Regions from separate parts of the Homo sapiens genome. Here region 2 is linked to region 1. Evidence: chromatin contacts called from ENCODE Hi-C or POLR2A ChIA-PET data. All regions are on one chromosome and are shown on one strand. Each heading gives the region's core, a stretch centred on a gene start or an enhancer-like site at or near the end of the contact. The rest is flanking DNA. Distances are from core to core; before and after follow the strand shown. Region 1 overlaps NAB2 (NGFI-A binding protein 2). Region 2 overlaps R3HDM2 (R3H domain containing 2).

Region 1 (7,439 bases), core at 2,524-5,023:
CACCAGGGGATGCCCTGGAGCTCGAGCTGGCATCAGTGCGGAAGGTGGGGGGACGCTCAGTTGCCTCAGTCCCTCGTTGGCACGGAGCGCGCGGGCCCCCGGTGCCTTTGAGTTAAAGGAGCATCAGCGGGGGAAAGGGGGGGTGACGAGGGAGGCAGGGAGGCCTTAGGCGTTCCTTCCCATATCTGTCCCTTTATTCACAGAGCGGGGAGGGGAGTTTCAGTGTGCAGCCCCTTCATCAAGAGGCCTTGAGCCGCTCCCCCACTCCACTTGAAGATGCGGGTGGAAAATATGGGAGAGGAGAGTAGGCGGGAGCCCCTGGGCGGTTTTCGCCTACAGACGCTACCACTGTGGGAGTGTGTGTGGGCGGAACGGCCCCGGAGCAGAACAATTGCGCCCCTCCCCCTGCCACGGCCCCTGAGCTGAAGGAAAAGGCTGACCGAGGAAGTGGGGAGTGTCACTGCTAGGAGAGGGGCCACTGAGGAGCACTGGGCAGCCTGGAAGGGTGGAGAGGTTCTGAGGGGAGAGAGGAAGCGTGCGTTAAGAATGCTTAACCAGGCCGGGCGGGCCCGGTGGCTCAGGCCTGTAATCCCAGCACTTTGGGAGGCTGAGGCGGGTGGATCACGAGGTCAGGAATTCGAGCCCAGCCTGACCAACATGGTGAAACCCCGTTTCTACTAAAAATACAAAAATTAGCCGGGCATGGTGGCGGGCGCCTGTAATCTCAGCTACTCAGGAGGCTGAGGCAGGAGAATCGCTTGAACCCGGGAGGCGGAGGTTGCAGTGACAGCGCCACTGCACTCCAGCCTGGGTGACAGAGCGAGACTCCGTCTCAAATAAATAAATAAATAAATAAATAAATAAATGCTTAACCCCTGGGAAAAGCTGAGCGGAGAAGAGTAAGGCACCACCTGGCTCACTGAGTGGGAAAGCCAGGGAAGGTGCCACACCCTCCCTTTTAGCCACCTGGGGCTGTGGCCCCTTCACAGGGAATGAAGCTGGCCAGCAGCGTCCACTGTGGGGGAGACTGGGCTCCTACATTCACTTTAGTATGGGTGACTTCACTTCAGTGTTGAGACTGCTGAGTGTTTAGAGGGGAAGGTGAGGATTGTGTTTTGGGGGAGAGGGAGGTCCAGCCATCCCAGGTCGGTGCTGGTCAGCCTCAGCGCTCAAGTTCTTCTTGCCCCAGACCAAAAAGATAAAAGCTGAAGATAAGGTTGTAAGACGCTTCGACTCCTACAGACACAGGCCACTGACTTTTGGGGCTTCGGGCCAGTCTAGGACGGCACTGGCTTGTCCATGCCTCTGAGCAGTGCCTGATTCTGAGAGTCTGTACTCAGACCTGGGCACTGGGCAGGATAGCATCCAAATGAGGGAGGGGAAGAAAAGCAGGCAGGAAAGAGGGAACAATTGTTAGTGTGGGTTGGTACCCAGTAGGGGGACTTGCACCGACTGCCTCTCTCTTGTGCCCCTCCTTCTCAGGCCCAGTGCCCGAGCCATGGCACTGCCTCGGACGCTGGGGGAGCTGCAGCTGTACCGGGTCCTGCAGCGCGCCAACCTCCTTTCCTACTATGAGACCTTCATCCAGCAGGGAGGGGACGACGTGCAGCAGCTGTGTGAGGCGGGTGAGGAGGAGTTTCTGGAGATCATGGCACTTGTGGGCATGGCCACCAAGCCCCTCCATGTCCGGCGCCTGCAGAAGGCACTGAGAGAGTGGGCCACCAATCCAGGGCTCTTCAGTCAACCAGTGCCTGCTGTTCCCGTCTCCAGCATCCCGCTCTTCAAGATCTCTGAGACTGCGGGTACCCGGAAAGGGAGCATGAGCAATGGGCATGGCAGCCCAGGGGAAAAGGCAGGCAGTGCCCGCAGTTTTAGCCCCAAGAGCCCCCTTGAACTTGGAGAGAAGCTATCACCACTGCCTGGGGGACCTGGGGCAGGGGACCCCCGGATCTGGCCAGGCCGGAGCACTCCAGAGTCGGACGTTGGGGCAGGAGGAGAAGAGGAGGCTGGCTCGCCCCCCTTCTCCCCCCCTGCAGGGGGAGGAGTCCCTGAGGGGACTGGGGCTGGGGGGCTGGCAGCAGGTGGGACTGGGGGTGGTCCAGACCGACTGGAGCCAGAGATGGTACGCATGGTGGTGGAAAGTGTGGAGAGGATCTTCCGGAGCTTCCCAAGGGGGGATGCTGGGGAGGTCACATCCCTGCTAAAGCTGAATAAGAAGCTGGCACGGAGCGTTGGGCACATCTTTGAGATGGATGATAATGACAGCCAGAAGGAAGAGGAGATCCGCAAATACAGCATCATCTATGGCCGTTTCGACTCTAAGCGGCGGGAGGGCAAGCAGCTCAGCCTGCACGAGGTGAGAACCCCCAGGCCTCCTAGGATTGCCCTTGACTTCCAGGTCTCCAGCCGCTTACCTCTGCGAGTTTCTACAGTCTCCGACTATCTTTCATTATCTCTTGACCAGGACCCCAGGCCCTGATCCCCTCCCCAACAGGCCCCTACCCCAGCGGCCGCAGTGCTTCCATCCTCAGCTGAGGGGGAAGCAGAGATACAGGCAGCACCGAGCTGTTCAGCTCCTTGTCACTCAGGACCCCACAGGAGAGGAGGAGGCCCCGGGCATTCCTAGGAAGCTGTGGGTGCTGACCTCTGTCTTCCCACCTCAGAAAGCTCCCATGTAGTGTCAAAACCAAAGCAAGCGTCTGATGGATGGGCCTCATTTGTCCAATGGTGAAGGGGTGTGAGGAGGTCTGGTGAGGCAGCGGGGAAGTTCGAATTCTGACTCTCCTGGCTGCCCTCCCTCCACAGCTCACCATCAACGAGGCTGCTGCCCAGTTCTGCATGAGGGACAACACGCTCTTATTACGGAGAGTGGAGCTCTTCTCTTTGTCCCGCCAAGTAGCCCGAGAGAGCACCTACTTGTCCTCCTTGAAGGGCTCCAGGTGAGACCCCTTCCCCAGGTCCTTCCTGGACTGGAATCCTGCTATGGAGTTAGATCATGTCCTAACCTTCAGCTCAGGCAGCTCTAGGCCTGCTTCCCGCCCACCTGGATGTCCTGCTTTTGGCCAAGTCAGCTTGTCTCAGGTCTGGTCTCTCCTCCCATCCATGTCGGGTCCCCCCAACCCCCTACAACAATAGTGCTTGAACTAGAGACTCTTTCTCGGCCAGCTTCTTGGCAAAGGTTTTAAATAACACATGCCTCTGGCTGGGTTCTGTGCTCTGCCAGTCGAGTGGCCCTCGTCAGCCTCATCCACTTTATTCTTACCCATCTTTTCAGGCTTCACCCTGAAGAACTGGGAGGCCCTCCACTGAAGAAGCTGAAACAAGAGGTATGTTTTCCGGGGTGCATATAGGGGCACTGGGCAGCCTTCCCCAATCCCCTCCCTTGGCAGGTCTTCATTTCCCCATGTTGGGCATCCACAGGTTGGAGAACAGAGTCACCCTGAAATCCAGCAGCCTCCCCCAGGCCCTGAGTCCTATGTACCCCCATACCGCCCCAGCCTGGAGGAGGACAGCGCCAGCCTGTCTGGGGAGAGTCTGGATGGACATTTGCAGGGTGAGTGTGCCTCAGAACACTTTTCTCTTCATTGAGGGTGGGGGAGTAGGGGAGGGGGTTGGGGGAGGAGTGAGCCAGGAGGCAGTGCCTGAAACAGGGTTGGGAGACCTGGCTGGAGGGGGGGCAGAAGGGCCTGTGGGCTGGCTATGTGGTTGAGGGTGGGGGTTCCATTGGCTGCAGCCCCTTACCTGACCAGTGCCCATGCCCACAGCTGTGGGGTCATGTCCAAGGCTGACGCCGCCCCCTGCTGACCTGCCTCTGGCATTGCCAGCCCATGGGCTATGGAGCCGACACATCCTGCAGCAGACACTGATGGACGAGGGGCTGCGGCTCGCCCGCCTCGTCTCCCACGACCGCGTGGGCCGCCTCAGCCCCTGTGTGCCTGCGAAGCCACCTCTCGCAGGTGAGGCAGCCAGCAGTGCTGTCCCCAAGCACCCCGGCCACTCAGGCCCCACACAGCAATTCTGGTGTCCTGGGGCCAGGTGGGAGGAAGAGGGATATAGTCGTCAGAGAGGGCAGTAGGATGGCTGGGCTCCAGCCAGCCAGGCCTTGGGGTGCAGAGAGGCAGACCCTGCCGAGCTGCTCCCACCATGGAAAGTCTGGTCCTAGTGTAGATCTGTGAAAGGGGAACTGGGGAATGGGGGGACAGAGAAAAGAGGATGAAGGAGCAGGAAGGAGGAGCATCAATAAGGGAAGCTCAGATGGCACTTCCACCAACCCAGGAGTGGGGAGCAGGCTAGGAGTTGTGGGTATGGGGATGGGGATGCCCAGCTTGGAAGCAGAGGAGCCCAAAGCAGTGATGCTTTGTGTGTGGAAGGGGGAAGAGGGAGTGGGCAGGCGGAGGGCCGGGCAGCCGCTGGGCTGAGAGTGACGCAGCAGACAAAGCCACCAACCCTGGCTTGGTATTTTTAAACTGTGCGTGGGTGGGAAGTGGGGGCGGGGACTGGAAGGGGGGCTCTTCTTGAGGGAGGAGCTCGGAGGCTGGCTTCCTGTTCTCCCTCTGATTTGGCTACCAAAAAACTTGGGGGGCCATGGTAGAGTGGCCTGGGAGGGGCCTGGGAGGGGGCCAGGGATGAGTGGGGGTGGCAGAGCTTGGGAAGGGGGGAGGGGAGAGGTCAGAGCCAAACCACCCCCGCAGCTCCTGACAGAACCAGAAATTCCAGCGCAACCGAGGAGGCGGGAGAGAAAGAGAGAGAGACAGACAGAGACAGAGCTACGCACAGCCAGGGAGGGGAGGGGGCTCACACACATGGGAATGGAACCCCCCATACACATGCAGTGGGCAGGAGGCAGTAATTCAATAAACCTAAACTGAGCCCATCTTCACAGCTTTCTTTGCCCCTGCTTCTGTTCCCAACCACCTCTGTCTGCAGCCAGTCACCCTGCAGTCTCCTAACTGCCCCCTTTTCCCTGCAGAGTTCGAGGAAGGGCTGCTGGACAGATGTCCTGCCCCAGGACCCCATCCCGCGCTGGTGGAGGGTCGCAGGAGCAGCGTGAAAGTGGAGGCTGAGGCCAGCCGGCAGTGAGGGTTGGACTGGTGTCTTCAGACCCAGGACCTCAGACTTCTGGCTCACACAGACCCCCACGCTCTCCATCCCCGGAATCTAGTCACAACCCTGGATCCTTCCTCTGCCCTTCTCCTGCCTCCCCACCTGCTCCATGGGCATAAGACTGTGGGGCTTCAAGCAATAACAAGCAGAGGCCTGGAGAGAGGACACAAGGAGGGTGCGTGGTGCCCTCACCCCTGCCCAGAGCGAGGGGGCAAGGACTCTGCCTCCAGGGCATCTGGGGTTTTCCCCTCCCTCACACAACACACTCCCATTCTCTTTAGGTTTGCACCAGTGGTGTGAGCAGTTGGACTCAGTTTGGACAAGGGGGAAAGGGGGACTTCCCTGGGAAGGTCCAGCTAAAAGTGGCAACATTTGCCCCCAGAATTGGGGGCCTGGGAACACTGGACCTGCTCCTTCTCCCCTCTCCTTCCCCGTTTTTGTGCTTCTGGTTTGTTTCTTTAATTAATTTAACAAGTGCTGCAGTTTGCCCTCCCATTCCCATCTATCCCCCAAGTCCTTTGCAATTTCTTCCCTGCCCTACATAGGGGCGGTGGGTGTGGGATCCCTTCACTGGCCCCCTCGGGAGGCCTGGGTTGGACTCAGGGTCTCCTCCAGCTGGGGGCTGGACCGCAGCACCTATCTGAGCAGTTAGAGCGTCTTTCTTTTCAGATTGTGTACAGTAGATTATTTATTTTGTTATTTTGGAATAAAATTTATTTTATGGCTTAGGATCTATGACCCCTGCCTTGAGAGGGAGAATGGGATAGGGGAGTGAAGGGAAGCTGGCGGTGGATGGGGCAACAGAAAAGATGCAGCAGGCAGGGCCCTCTCATACACTGGAGGGCCACATGGCCAGGCCTGGACCCAGACTCTCACCCTGGCTCCCAGGCAGCATTGGAGGTGTGGAGCCATACGTAGATGTCACAGCCACTTGGACCCACTTGGGCACAGTCAGACTCCAAATTCAGAGTATTTGGGGGTTAGCATATGTCAGAGAGGCCAGCACACTTGCTGCTGTCTTCTGTGCAGTGTCTCACCCTCCCAAATTTGTGTTGTCACGTAGGCAAAAGCAGATAGACACATGTTCTATGTGGTCATGCAACTAAGGTGCCAGCTATACATTTAACATATCCTAGGTACATACACGTTCACACAGCTATACACGAAGAATCTCAGCCCTTGTACTTTTGCATAGTCTCATACACGTATCAGAAGCCTCCACCTGGCTAACAGGAATTTGGGGCTTTGGGAGATTTTTTAATCAGGGCAAAACCTGTACTAGTAACCACATGTCCAGACCCCTCCTATGCTCCCACCCAGGGTCCCTTGAGCTGCTTCCCATTCCCCTAGGGCTGAGACCCAATATCCTCTATCCCTGGCCTCTAGTGTAAATGTGTCTGTATGTTCCTGCCTATCCGTCCTAGGCCCTGGGTCAGAATGGGCGGAGAAGCCTTCCATGCCCTAACCTGTGCTCTTACCCAGCCCCCCTCCTGCTCAGCCCCATCACCCTCAGAGAGCTCTGTATGTGTGTGTGCGTGCGTGTGCGCGCTGCAGGTGCAGGCATGTTGGGGTGTGTCTCAGAGCCTGAACTTCCCTTCCAGTCAGTGCTGGAAGGAGGTGGGCAGGGGAATGATAGAAAGGAAGGAGTGGATTGGCTCCACCCACTGTGCATTCTCCTGTTAGTCTTTTCCTCCTGACCCAGGAGTAGGTGGGGATAGGAGGGCACCCTCCCCATCTGCTGCTTGGCAGGGCATGAGCAAGTGTCCAGAGCAGGTCTGTGGGGGTAGTAGAAGAGCTGTCTCTTTGGGTTCTCCCTCCAGCTGGGATCACCAACTGGGGTTGGCCCTTAGGTCCATGTGGGACATTGAGATCCCAGATTGCCCATAGTGGGAGGGCTGCAGGAGGGGCTGTGCCCCCAAGGACCCTCCCCCCGACTCCCCTTGCCCCTCCAGGAGAAGCTTAGTGAGGTCCTGTTCAGTGGGAGGCAGCAGAGGAGGGAATATGTCTTCACCAATCCTGCAAGGAGATGGGAGAAGCAGTGGAGTAGGCATGGCGCCCACTCCCCTAGATGCCACCCAGCCTCCACTCCCAAGCTGCCACTCACCAAGTGCCCTGAGGAAACGCTGTCACTGGCTGGCTCAGGCAGCTGTCTTCCACCATGGTCACATCTGAGCAGAGCAGGGGGTCAGGGCTGGACACAGCATGCTCCTGAGGCTGGCACGGCAGCAGGCCCCTGCCAGGAACCAGCAATGGAAATAAGGAGAGCGGGGCAAGGCCAGGAAAGAAGAGGCACATGGGGTCAGGAGGGGCTTTGTCACTCACTGGGGGTGAGGCTG
Region 2 (7,439 bases), core at 2,113-4,612, 190 kb after region 1:
ATGGTGCAGTGTATACTGCTCGGGAGATGGGTGCACCACAATCTCACAAATCACCTCTAAAGAGCTCACTCATGTAACCAAGTACTGCCTGTACTCCAATAACTTATGGAAAAATAAATAATGAACAAAAAAAAAAAAAAAAAAGACTGCCCTGAGGGATGTGGCTGCCACCTACTGGCAAATTCTGGGCTTGTTCACTGGCTCTTGATGACAAAAGGGGGCCCCGAGAACTCCTTTTCAAGAAGTCTACTTCATTTTAAGTAAATTGGGCAAAAGGGAGATCCTGGCCCTTTAATCCTCAGCCTCACCCCTGGTTTCACGAGCTTCACCGACACACAATTTGAAGGCCTGCTTGGACAGAGGAGCCCTGCCAGGAAGGGAAAGATCATAGTTTAGTCAGTACTGTTCCCAGACCTGGGGCAAGTGCCTTGTGTGACAGAGTTAAAGGTAACAACCCTTCCTCAAAGATTTTTTTTTTTTTTTTAGACAGAGTCTTGCTGTGTTGCCCAGGCTGGAGTGCAGTGGTGCAATCTCAGCTCACTGCAACCTCCACCTCCCAGGTTCAAGCAATTCTCATGCTTAGGAGGCTGATGACTCCCAAGAAGCTGGGATTACAGATGTGCACCACCACACCCAGCTAATTTCTGTATTTTTAGTAGAGACGTTGTTTCACCAGGTTGGCCAGGCTGGTCTCAAACTTCTGGCTTCAAGTAATCTGCCCTCCTCGGCCTCCCAAAGTGCTGGGATTACAGGCGTGAGCTACCGCACCCAGTCTCAAAGTTTTTCTTCTACAGGAAAAGCTTTAGAGTAAGCACAGTGGTGTTTGTGTGTGCACATGATCACTTCTTTAATCCTAGCACTGTTATGTACCATTAGAAACTGAACAATAATTATTCTCAGGCTCAGCAACTTTGGTCTAGGGAGCCCCCAGTGCTGAAGGCCAATCAGGGAAAAAGAAAGCAAAAGAAAGAAAGAAAATGGCAGTAGGAAGAGGAATAAAAAAATAAAGAGGAAGGGTGAAAAAGTGGAGAGGGAGAAAAAAGGAGATACATACAGTGAGATGGTGGGATAATTTTTAGCAGCTTCCATAAATGCTTCCAGGGCATCAAAACCTGGATAAATTCTTTCATTTGGAGTTAGTGATCACAATTAATCTCAAGAATGAATTTCTAAGAGAACAGGAATTGCTGCACCAAGTAGTGTTCCTTTACCCCCGAGCTATAGCACCTAACCTGGCACCACACTCCCCATAGGAGATAAGCCAATGCCAACGATCGACCAATTGACCCTCACAATCCAGTAGCAGGGACAGAACCTGAGTAGAAGATTGGGGTTTAGGGCCAGTCACTTGGACATTCTGTATAAATTTCAGTCCCAAATGGTTCTTTTATCTCTTTATTCCTCTCCCACTCTTGCCGTCTCGTCTGTTTCTAGGTATGAGATTATAGGTGGAAGATGCAGGCAGATGGGAGACTAAGAGGGAGAAAAGGGAGCAAGACTATTAAAATACACATTTTAGGGAAAAAAAAACCTAGAAAATATTAGGACCTTGGAAAAGCAAGTCATACACATAAAAAACACGGTAGCAGATGACAGAAGGAGAAGCATAGTTTACCCACTTACAGGTTTGAATTAAGACACAGACAGAGAAAAGTACACATACAAGGACACTATGCTTCAGTAGGGAGCAAGGTAAACTGAAGTGAACGAGACTTACTGGGGTAGATGGTGGTAGAACAAGAAAGTTAGGACTATAGAAAGAACTGACTTAGACTAAGATAGAGGACTGCAATGACTTGCATGCAAATTACATTTAGACACAAAGTAGGATTTCCTAGATCTTCACTGTTCTTTGTTTCAGCTTCATTTCACAATATTTGAGATAGGGCAATACTGGGCCATTCTGGGGTCTTTGCACTCTAGTTTCTAGTTCATGGGGTATTAGTGTTTGGGACTTGCTTCTTACACCTAGGGAAGAAATATATCTAAGGCCAAGCTGGACTAATAAGCAGAGGGATGAGGGAGCCTGGGAGGTAACATGAGAATGTAAACTACAGCAGAAAAGACTGCAGACACATGGGCTTTCCAGCTACCAGAGAATACTTCAGGATAAAGTATGGGGCTCTCCTCAAAAAGAGCTCTATTCGTGTGAGAAGGGAGTAAGTGAAGATCTCAGCACAGCTCTGCTCGGAGTATTAAGGTGACTTTTTTTTTTTTTTTTTTTTTTGAGACAGGGTCTTACTCTGTCGCCCAGGCTAGAGAGCAGTGGCGCGATCTCGGCTCGCCGCAACCTCCGCCTCATGGGTTCAAGCGATTCTCCTGCCTCAGCCTCCCTAGTAGCTGGGATTACAGGCACCCGCCACCATACGTGGCTAATTTTTGTATTTTTAGTAGGGACCGGGTTTCACCATGTTGGGCAGGCTGGTCTTGAACTCCTGACCTCAGGTGATTCACCCGCCTCAGCCTCCCAAAGTGCTGGGATTACAGGCTTGAGCAACCATGCCTGGCCTTAAGGTGACTTTTAAACATAGTCACCTTAATGACAATGGCCAGGCATGGTGGCTCATGCCTGTAATCTCAGCACTTTAGGAGGCCAAGGAGGGAGGATCACTTGAGCCCACAAGTTTGAGACCAGCCTAGGCAACATAAGCAAGACCCTATCTCAAAATAATAATAATAACAATACATTTTTTAAAAATTAAAAGAAAGAAATAAAACAGAATACTGAAGTTCTGGTTTAGAACAGGACTGATTCTTAGGCTAATGACCTTCCTGGTCTCCACAGATGCAAAACTTCACTTAAACTCTAGTTGGTACCAACATTTACCAGTCCAGCAACAGAAGGAGAAGGATACAGCCCTTTTGAGTCATGGAAAACAAAGACACATTTGGAGTCTTTGTGTTTCGTGGCATATGTATGGAAGGGGTCTTGAGTGTTATTTCTTTTTTCCGCAAACCCCAACACATAAATAGGTGTTTATGGGTCCACATAGTTGGTCAGATGATGGTGGAAGTTATAATCTTTTCAAGTTCCAATATATAGATGTAATGGAAAAAAATGCCTTGTTAATTACACATGGACATAGAGGGAGATGGGGTACAGTAGAAATGTGGTATGAAATAAAAGATTCTACTGACAATGTTCAGGAAGCAGAGGAAGAAATATAAAGCAAAAAACCCCCAAGCTGACTCAGTAGTTATTTGGCAAAACCTTTGCTCAAGGTTCTTCTTTCCCTACAACTAACAAATGAGAAATGGGGGAGAGAGTGGCATGTCTCCAAAAACTGATCCTTCCTGCCACCCACAGCACAAGAGACATGACGGTACATCTAAAGTTTGCTTGAATCAGAGTGGAGAGGACTCTGACACTGAGTGGTGACTCACCTGTGAGATCATGTGATTATTCAAGGGTGGCTGTTGCTGAGGCGTGGGTGGGAGAGCAGGAAGTTGCTGCTGCTGCTGCTGCTGTTGCTGCTGGGCAGTACAAGGGAGAAGCCCCCGGACAGACTGGGATGAGGTGACCTGGTTGCACACTTCTGGGGCACCTAGTGCCATACCTAAGGCAAAGAAGAAACCCACAAAAAGTTGTAAGCATAAGCCACGAACACATTATCCCTGGAAGCTTAGTCAGAGGGCTCTACTTTTTCTTTGCCTTTCCTCTTTATTCCCTTTTGTCCCCTCCCCCACTGTCTTTTGAAGATTCACAGATGAGCACAGATGCATTTCAGCTGCCTTGCTGATGCCAGTCCTCCTCTTTGCAGGCTTCTGCTCCCTAGGGACAGGAACCACCTTGACTGTCAAGTTTGGTTATGAAATTGAACAAAATGTGAGGCTGCTGAAGCACCTCCCCTGAAGTGTCTGGAATCTGTCCATCAAACTTAGATAGCTGAAAATATAAATGCTTACTTCCTGGGAAGGCACAGATTTTTGGTCTCTTAAGAGATCCGTCCTTTTGCTAGAGAGAGAGAGATCTGTCTTCTCTTTGCTTTCTTCTCAATTTGCAACATCTCTTATAAAAGTTGCTGAGGGCCGGGCGCAGTGGCTCATGCCTGTAATCCCAGCACTTTGCGAGGCTGAGGCGGGTGGATCACCTGAGGTCAGGAGTTTGAGACCAGCCTGGCCAACCAACATAGTGAAACTCCGTCTCTACTGAAAATATAAAAATTATCCGAGCTTGAGGGTGGGCGCCTGTAATCCCAGCTACCTGGGAGGCTGAGACAGGAGAATCGCTTGAACCCAGGAGGCAGAGGTTGCAGTGAGCTGAGATCGCGCCATGACACTCCAGCCTGGGCGACAAGAGCGAGACTCGGTCTCAAAAAAAAAAAAAAAAAAAATGTTGCTGAGAAAACTTCAAGCATACACATAACCTTTATCCAACTCATTTCCCCATTTCTAGGCTCTCCAAGGCATGAACTCATTCAACACAACATACTTTACTATGTGCCAAGCACTGTATAATGAACTAAAGACATAAAGATGAGTGAAACACAGTCCTTGCCCTTAACAGCACAGGAACTTTTTTCTTTTTTTGAGACAGGGTCTCACTCTGTCGCCCAGGCTGGAATGCAGTGGCACGATCTTGGCTCACTGCAACCTCCACCTCCCAGGTTCAAGCGATTCTTCTGCCTCAGCCTCCCAAGTAGCTGGGATTACAGGCACCCACCACCACGCCCAACTAATTTTGATGTCTTTGGTAGAGATGGGGTTTTGCCTTGTTGGCCAGGCTGGTTTCGAACTCCTGGCCTCAAGTGATCTGCCTGCCTCTGCCTCCCAGAGTGCTAGAATTACAGGTGTGAGCCACCATGCCCAGCCAACAGCACAGGAACTTCTGATGGGAGATAGACATCCACATGACAATTATAATCTGATAAGGATAAGGAATACATCAGTGATATCGACAAAGTTGCATGAAAGCAAAGATGAGGAAGCAAAAACTCCTGGGAGGGTCAGGAAAGGATTTAAAGAGGGGTCAGCAGGAAAGCTGGGGTTGAAGAATGACAGATGCTTATAAGACCAAGAGGAAACAAAGCTAATGCCATATTCAAGAAATGGTTGGTTGGGTGTGGTGGCTCATGCCTGTAATCCCAGCACTTTGGGAGGCTTAGGTGGGTGGATCACCTGACATCAGGAGTTTGAGACCAGCCTGGCCAACGTGGTGAAACCCCATCTCTACTAAAAATACAAAAAATTAGCCGGCCGTGGTGGCGGGTGCCTGTGATCACAGCTACTCGAAAGGCTGAGGCAGGAGAATCGCTTGAACCCGGGAGGCGGAGGTTGCAGTGAGCCGAGGTCGTGCCATTGCGTAACAAGAGCAAGACTCCATCTCAAAAAAAAAAAAAGGAAAGAAAGAAATGGTTGGAAAGAAGGAAAGATCTGGAAATTAGACAGCAATGGCAAACTGGAGTCAGGAAGTTATGCTATATTAAGTAATTTGGATTTTACTATTCAGGTGAGGATGCAGAAACGAACATTTTTAAAAGACTACTGATGAGTTTAGATCTGTTTTAGATTGGCAAACTGGCTCTAAAAAGGGCTAAGCAACCAGATGCAATGGCTCATGTCTGTAATCCCAGCTACTTGGGAGTCTGAGGTGGGAGGATCATCTGGGCCCAGGAGTTCAAGGCTGCAGTAAGCTGTGATGGTGCAACTGCAATCCAGCCTGGATAACAGCAAGACCCCGACTCTTGAAAAAGCAAAAAAAAAATCATAAAAAGAGCTGAGAATGGAGTAGAGATATCAGTTTGGGCGCCAGTGTCATAATTACATAAAAGAAAATAAAAGTGTGGATAAAGGCTGAGGCAGTGGGATTAGAAAGGAGGTAACAGAGAAGGGCAGCAGAGACCTAGGGGTCAGAGGCAAAATCTTCAGCACTACTGATGTCTTCTGAGGATAACTACAGAACTTCTGGGATGAGATTCAAGCAACTCTTCAAAGGGAGGAGGACGATGAAATAGAGGTCTAAATGCCCTTCTGCTAAGAGAGCAGCAGAAATAGATAGAGAAGGTTTTGTAGCAGGAGAGCTGATGGGTGGTTACAGAGCTTTCATGTGGAACATAGGAGTGTCTGCTCCTTTCCAGTGACTGAGCTCCAGAGAAGCAGCCATAGCAGCATCCCTCTAAATTCTAGCCTATTAGCTGGTATCAATTAATTACAAACTACTAAACTCTAAGGATTCCCTCTGCTCTACAAAGCCTCTACAATCTCAAGAGTCATAGAATGAAAGTGGCTATCATTTTCATCTTAGTATATAACTTGAGACCTGGGCTGATATGGATGTTCCACCTTACATGAAAATCAGAGAAAATAATCTAATCACAATCAATTCTTTTTTTTTTTCCAATCAGGCAGAAGGTTTGAAAGAAAATGAGGAGGACTAAATCCAAGCAAGGACAATGGATCCAAAATTCAAATGTCCCTTCCCCTGGCTGTATTAGGTTTCCAGGAAACTATACTGGGACAAATGTTTTATTGAAAGTAAATATGGGCTGGGCGTGGTGACTCACGCCTGTAATCCCAGCACTTTAGGAGGCTGAGGCAGGCAGATCACCTCAGGTCAGGAGTTTGAGACCAGCCTGACCAACATGGTGAGACCTCACCTCTACTAAAAATACAAAAATTAGTCAGGTGTGGTGGCGCATGCCTGTAATCCCAGCTATTCAAGCGGCTGAGGCAGGAGAATCACTTGAACCCGGGAGACAGAGGTTGCAGTGAGCTGAGATCACACCACTGCATTCCAGCCTGGGCAACAGAGGAGACTCTGTCTCAAAAAAAAAAGTAAATATCAGTGATGTTTCACAGGAGACAAGCAAGAAGGGATGGGTATGACATGGAAGAAAAGAAGCTGTAATACCTGGCCTGGAGATCCTTCCCGCACTGCCGCCTTTACTGCTGCCGATGCTGTCACCTCGGGTAAGGATAGAGATTCCACTGAAGCTGCTAGCTTTGGTGACAGGGGGTCGCATGCTCCGGACAGAGCCATCAGAGTCTGTGCTGCTCCAAGGGCGTGGCTCCAGGGATTTGAGTTCGCTGTCTGTGCTGCTCTGGCGGCTGCTTGAGGTGCGGCTCAGTCCTTCACGGTTCCCCCTGCAGAGACCATAGTGGTCAGAGCACCTCCCACCCACCACTTTAGCAGAAGGGCTAGGAGATAATTCATTTCTATTCTCTCAATAACAAAGAATGGGTAAGAATTAAAGGGAGGATGGACACTGACTTATTGTTAGTTGGCTGGCCAACTAAGAGTTGATGGGAGCAGACAGAACAAGATCCAGTACAGTAACAAAGAACACAGAGGCAAATCTGGAAGACAGTGCACTGGCAACTAATTTAATACATCAGACCAGAGGTGGATGGGAAACCATATACATGATGCTGAGATTGGCTGTGGTCTCTTCCCCACCCTCTGAGGGTAATCCCACACATGCAAGCAATAATGGGGAACA

What was found. A loop is a pair of places that touch in the nucleus more often than their neighbours do. ChIA-PET counts read pairs that join two places held with the same protein, here RNA polymerase II (POLR2A). Pooled maps may share reads with other maps.
Region 2: a loop to region 1 is called in a pooled map, with 2.8 times the contacts of the local background. The contact joins two enhancer-like sites. A Hi-C loop is called at or near these places in 6 of 50 pooled maps. POLR2A ChIA-PET finds 5 or more read pairs at or near these places in 2 of 52 experiments (A549 and GM12878).

What each region holds. Positions count from the first base shown.
Region 1 is chr12:57,089,643-57,097,081 of GRCh38, forward strand. It overlaps NAB2 (NGFI-A binding protein 2), which reads left to right. Exons shown (of 7, transcript NM_005967.4): 2 at 1,483-2,356; 3 at 2,806-2,939; 4 at 3,275-3,326; 5 at 3,421-3,553; 6 at 3,765-3,956; 7 at 4,970-5,834. The coding sequence ends at 5,079. STAT6 (signal transducer and activator of transcription 6) reads right to left here. Exons shown (of 22, transcript NM_003153.5): 20 at 7,426-7,439; 21 at 7,208-7,336; 22 at 5,766-7,119. The coding sequence ends at 6,930. Among named protein-coding and RNA genes, the nearest start is that of NAB2, 4.2 kb to the left of the region's middle. RefSeq lists silencers at 2,076-2,356, 3,704-3,753, 4,594-4,663 and enhancers at 4,026-4,557, 4,304-4,598, 5,090-5,620, 6,165-7,001, 6,679-6,798. Within about 2 kb of position 3,774, at least 30 of the 41 ENCODE cell types and tissues checked have a DNase peak (open chromatin) inside an H3K27ac peak, as active enhancers do.
Region 2 is chr12:57,276,974-57,284,412 of GRCh38, forward strand. It overlaps R3HDM2 (R3H domain containing 2), which reads right to left. Exons shown (of 24, transcript NM_001394031.1): 13 at 6,851-7,083; 14 at 3,385-3,557. Among named protein-coding and RNA genes, the nearest start is that of STAC3, 30 kb to the left of the region's middle. RefSeq lists an enhancer at 2,807-4,006. Within about 2 kb of position 3,363, at least 19 of the 41 ENCODE cell types and tissues checked have a DNase peak (open chromatin) inside an H3K27ac peak, as active enhancers do.